Regions from separate parts of the Homo sapiens genome. Here region 1 is linked to region 2. Evidence: read pairs that join two places in POLR2A ChIA-PET (ENCODE). Cell type or tissue: Panc1. All regions are shown on one strand. Links, peaks and the distances in the headings refer to the core of each region. The heading gives the core; the rest is flanking DNA. Region 1 has its middle 110 kb from the start of SPATS2L. Region 2 overlaps SPATS2L (spermatogenesis associated serine rich 2 like).

The links. Peaks named below come from ENCODE experiments on the same cell type or tissue, not always from the same donor. Only the 100,000 strongest peaks of a DNase experiment are listed, where the experiment ranks them.
Region 1: POLR2A ChIA-PET joins it to region 2 with 8 read pairs; 3 of 35 experiments call an interaction of 5 or more read pairs at or near these places.

What each region holds. Positions count from the first base shown.
Region 1 is chr2:200,197,546-200,200,461 of GRCh38, forward strand. No RefSeq gene overlaps it. Among named protein-coding and RNA genes, the nearest start is that of SPATS2L, 110 kb to the right of the region's middle. In Panc1, for the core only: a CTCF peak has its summit at 2,570 (motif pointing left); no DNase peak of the experiment used is centred there.
Region 2 is chr2:200,315,491-200,318,406 of GRCh38, forward strand. All of the region lies in intron 1 of SPATS2L (spermatogenesis associated serine rich 2 like), which reads left to right. Among named protein-coding and RNA genes, the nearest start is that of SPATS2L, 10 kb to the left of the region's middle. In Panc1, for the core only: no CTCF peak of the experiment used is centred there; no DNase peak of the experiment used is centred there; H3K27ac peaks cover 2,316 bases.

The DNA.
Region 1 (2,916 bases), core at 94-2,593, 120 kb before region 2:
CCAAGTGGAGACGTGTAACAGGCAATTGCTATATGGGCAATGAACTTAGGAGGAGGGTTGCATTAGAGATTTAGCTTTTGGTGCCATCAGCATATAGCTGAAAGTAGGGGACATTGTCTATAGAGTTTAGAGGAAGAATATCAGACTGCCAAGAAAAGATTTCTTAGGGCTACTAATATTTAAGGAATGAGTAGAAAAGGAAAGATTGTAATGATGTGTGAGAAGAAGCAGTCAAAGATATAAAAGAAAAATCAGGTAACTGTAGCTAAAAGAAAAGAGAAAAACATTTTTGAAAAAATAGAGCAAAGCAACAACTGAAAAATGTCCTTAAGATTTCACAACAAGAATTTGGGCAAGATAATTTTCAGTAGCCTGGCGGTTCAAGGATATCGCATATTCTTATCCTTAGTGTAGAAATGGTAACAGCAAATGTAGACAATTCTTTAAAAAGTTTGATTGTGAGATGCCAAATAGCCAAAATAACCTTGAGCAAAAAGAACGAAGCTGGAGGCATTACATTCCTTGATTTCAAAATATCCTATAAAGGGATTATAATCAAAACAGCATGAAACTGTGTAAGAACAGACACATTGATCAGGATAGAAAGCCCAGAAATAAACCCAAAAATTTACAGTCGATTTTTTTTTTCTTTTGGCTTTTTTTTTTTTTGACAGTTTCACTCTTGTCACCCAGGCTGGAGTACAGTGGCATGATTTCGGCTCACTGCAACCTCCACCTCCCGGGTTCAAGCAATTCTGCCTCAGCCTCCCAATTAGCTGGGATTATAGGCATGCACCACCATGCCTGGCTAATTTTGTATTTTTAGTAGAGACTGGTTTTCACCATGTTGGCCAGGCTGGTCTCGAACTCCTGACCTCAGGTGATCCGCTAGCCTTGGCCTCCCAAAGTGCTGAGATTGCAGGTGTGAGCCAGCACACCCAGCCTGATTTTTGACAAAAGTGCCAAAAAAAAAAACACAATGGCGCAAGGAAAATATCTTCAATAAATGTTGTTGAAAAACTAGATATCCACATACAGAAGAATGATATTAGACCTTTATCTTGATATTAGAACCTTACACCATATACAAAAGTCAGCTCAATATGGATTAAAGACTTAAATCTAAGACCTGAAACTTTAAAACTTCCAGAAGAAAACCCAGGGGGAAAGCTCCACTACATTGGTCCGGGCAGTGATTTTTTGGATAGGATTCCAAATGTACAGGGAACAAAAGTAAAAGTAGACACATTGATGGCGTCAAGCTAACAAGTTCCCGCACAGCAAAGAGAACAATTAAAAGAGTGAAGAGACAACCCACAGAATGAGGGAAAATATTTACAAACCATACATCTAAGAAGAAGTTAATACCCAAAATATATAAGGAAGCCAAACAACTCAACAGCAAGAAAATAAATAAGCCAGCTGAAAATTGGCTAAAGGACCTGACTGACCAATTTTCAAAAGAAGACATACAAATGGTAATAGGTATATGAAAAATTCTCAGCACCACTAATCATTAGGGAAATGCAAGTTAAAACCACAATGAGACATCACAGCTTTTCGAATGGCTTTTACCAAAAAGCTCGAGATAAGTATTGAAAAGGAAGTACAAAAAGGGAACCCTTATATACTGTTGGTGGGAATGTAAATTGGTACAGCCACTTTGGTAAGCAGTATGGAGGTTCCTCAGAAAACTAAAAGCAGAACTACTATGCAATGCAGTAATCCCACTTTTGGATATATACCCAAAGGAACTGAAATCAATGTGTCAAAGGACTCTCTGCACTCCTGTGAACATTGCAGCATTGTTCACAATAGCCAAGATATGAAACCAACCTAAAGGTCTGTAAGTAGATGAATGGATAAAGAAAATATGGTACAGGATTAAGATGGCAGATAGGAGGCAGGACTAGCTTGCAGCTCCCTCTTGGACAGACAGAGCAGCATGTGGAGACTCATATTGTGAACTTTTGCTCCATGAACTACCACAGCAACATACCTGGAAAGCCAAGAGAATCCACAGACCCTTTGAAGGAATTGGATCACCTCTGCAGGCTCCCCAGATGCCAAAAAGCTGTGAGTCTGCTTGCTTTCTCAGCAGGGAGGCTCATGGTCTGGGGCAAGTTCTCAGGCCTGGTCACTGGCTGCCTGGACTTGATGCAGTTGGAGGAGCACAGTGGGAGTGAGACCAGCCCTTAGGACTACAGGCTGTGTGGCAGCAGGGTGAGGCCGGTGACTGCCAGCTTTACCCCACTTCCCTGGCAACCTGTGTGACTCAGCAGAGGCAGCCATAATCCCCCTGGGAACAAAACTCCATTGGCCTGGGAGCCACGCCCCCAGCCCCTACAGCAGCTGCAGCATGCCCCACCCAAGGAGAGTCTGAGCTCAGACACATGTATCCCTGCTCCAGCCTGGTGGTCTTTCTCTACCCACCCTGGTTGTTGAAGACAAAGGACATAATCTCTTGGGAGCTCTATGGCCCTGCCCACCGCCTCAGAAACCTGAATATGTAACCAGGCCACCCTAGGGCAACTTTGCTTCCTGCCTGTAGTACCACAGTTGATGCACTCTTGAAAGCGCCACCTCCTGGCTGGAGGCCAACCAACACAAAACCAGTGCACTGAAAAAAAATACAACCAAAGACCCTCACAGAGTCCACTTCACTTCCCTGCTTCCTCCACTGGAGCAGGTGCTGGTATCCACAGCTGAAAGACCTGAAGATGGATCACACCACAGGACTCTTTGCAGACACTCACCAGTACCAGCCAGGAGCCCAGTAGCTGTGCTGGGGCCAGACCCAGAAGAGCAAAACCAATCACAGCAGTTCGGCTCTCAGGCTCTTTCTGAATTGGCAGAAAAATAATTCAGAAGACCAATTATTAAGCTAATCAAGGAGGCACCACAGAAAGATGAAGT
Region 2 (2,916 bases), core at 173-2,672:
AGGTCTCTGAGATTCCCCATCCTGCCGTTGATTCTTCCTAGTGGGCTAAGTCCCAACTCCCCTACTGTCTGGCTGTAGGATCCTGAACAAATTAATGAATCAACGAATCTGGAGTCCGAATATTATGCACACCATACAGTCATAATGTGTCAAACAAAATGATGTGACCCACACTGATAAGGGCTCTACAGAAGTTAGTTATGCCTTAAGACACTGAGGGCAGTAATCTGTGGATGAGTTGGCCTGAAGGGCTTTGAGGGAAGGGCATACGGACTGTCAGAAAGACCTGGAAGATAGCACCTGTTGCCTTAAGAGATATGCAGAGCTTCTGGCTAACACGGTGAAACCCCGTCTCACCAAAAATCCAAAAAAAAAAAAAAAAAAAAGAGCCTGGCATGGTGGTGGGCACCTGCAGTCCCAGCTACTCGGGAGGCTGAGGCAGGAGAATGGCGTGAACCTGGGAGGCAGAGCTTGCAGTGAGGGGAGATCGTGCCACTGCACTCCAGCCTGGGAGACAGTGTGAGACTCCATCTCAAAAAAAAAAAAAAAAAAAAAGAGATATGCAGAGCTTTATGTGTTCACGATGGAAAAGCCAACCTGTGATAGGAAACCAGATCTTACCAGGTTGGATCAGGAAGGGGAACCCTCCTGGAAGAGGTGATGGGAAGAAACTGTGACTATAAAGAGAACAGTCCAGTGGGATTAGATTCCAGTGAAATCTGATAGGCAGTGTGACTCAGTGTCTTCTCTAGTGGTGGTTTGCCTGCTGTAGTCTGTTGGACTCTTAAATTCTGAGAACTTCCTCTCTTGGTTTCAACCTGGGCGGCTGTTTTTATTTGCTTCATGAGTAGGCATTTTGTATAAGATTTTGTTAGGGGCAAAGGTTCTTGTGCTAAAAACAGAAGTTTGAAAGTCCTACATTATAGAAAATGGCCTGAGAGGAGTGGTAACTACCTTGATGTGATTATTTCTCCCTCATTCGCAGGATCTAGGACCAGTTTAGGCCCTTTCCAGAGGGCATACAGCTTCCTTTCATCTGAGGCTTAGCGACTTCGCGGACCAACCATGCAGTTTGCCTTGTCCAGGTAGTTTAGCCAGGTAGCCATAACTCAGTCTTGTTCTTGGGTAAACAAGTTTTCACTTTTGTACTGGGTTCCACCTTGTCTCCTGCATTCCCAAGTCCTGGATTTGTGTTCTTGTGGAGGGACCCCAAGTTGTCTTAGTTAAGGATCCTGTCATGTTTCTCCAAGCCTTCTTGGGACAGTAGTGTCCCTAGGGTTGGGCCACTGCTACTCCCTTCTAGGCCTCTTTAGTACTGAGAACTACCAGCAAGGGTCAGGAAACTTGATAGATATTTAGAATTGAATAATTTGCCTGGAGCTTGGCTTTTCCCTGGCTCCAGACCCCTGAGAGCAAATATTCTTGCTAGTTTGCAGTCCCGCTGGTCTCTGAGTCCCATTTGTACAACTTGGAAGGAGAAAGGAAGACAGATATAGGGCTGATTTTCTTAAATTATGGTGCATTCATATCTTTGTCTCTAGTGGGAAGGTTGGTCTTATGTGTGTATGAGAAAGGTGGCCGCCTTTATGTTGTGGTTTCAGAATCCATACTGCTGAAAAGGGCACTTCAAATATCAAGTTTCTCTTTTTTGCTCTCCAATATGTGAAAGCCTACGTTATAAAAACTCTATTTAGTTTCCTATGACCAGTATGATTTAGAAGAAAAAGAGGACGGGCTTTGGCACTTGAAAGACCTGATTTTGAGTCATGCCATTGCTGGCTATATGAATTTGAGCAAGTTATTTAATCTTTCTGGACCCCAGTTTTCTCATGTATGAAGCAAAGTGAGTAACGCCTACAATTCTGTTATGATTTTGTTGTGACTAAATAAGATAAAATATAAAGTGCCTGGCACCAGGGCCTAAAATGCAAATGCTATGGAGGTGGTAAGTCAAACTTATCCTCATATCTCAGTATATCTCAATTCACCCTCCTTATGTTGAATAATTTTATAGACCTTTCCCTGAGACTGATCAGGAAGAGGATATGAAATCTGGGGCAAGGGGCCCAGATTTTACCCAGCCAAGGGTGACAAAGGACCAGAAGGAAGTTGCCTTCACATTTTGCCTAAGTCCCATTCTCCCTATGCTTTGCATTTGTGAAAATATTCATCTGAGATTATAGGTACAGCATGAAGCCTTGGAAAAAAGGCATGTTTACATCCTCTGCCAGGATAGCATAACAATTAACAAAGCAGGTTTTTGAATCTCTGAATAGTCAGGTGCACTGCCATCAAAATAAACTTTTATTTCTATTCTTTGCTGATAGATTACAAATAAAGCCACTAAAATATCCTGAAAAAGAAGATTTATATATGAATTGGACACCAGGGACAGATTTTTCACACTTATTTTGTTGGAGCAGTTTTTTCCTTAGCTGTGGGTGTTTGGGAAGTTCTTTTGTTGTAGCTTTTGTTGCTTACAAGAGGGAAAAAGCTTTAGTATGCTAAGGTAAGAATGATTTTGATTGGAGGCAATATTGTTCTCAGTGTGGGCTGACTTTCACGTATTGTAGTGATTACCAGTACATAACTGAGAAAACCCATTTGTTGAAGTGCTGTAAACAGCAGAGAGTCTGATCTCACATACTGCCCTGATCGACAAGTGTTTATTGTAGGAATGTGGTCAGTCCTGTAATTTTTTAAGGGAAAAGGGGAAGATGTTATGCCAGTCACTGTGATTGCAAATGCCCTGATCTGGCAGGTCTTTTTCCTTTCTCGTTTATTTCTCCTGTGGAATCTGAATGGTGGATTCAGTACATGTACTGAGCTTCCAGTGACTTGGTCAGCTCTTGATGCAATTGATCACACCACTGTAATTCCATACCCTCAATTTTAGTGCCATATCAAAATCATGAA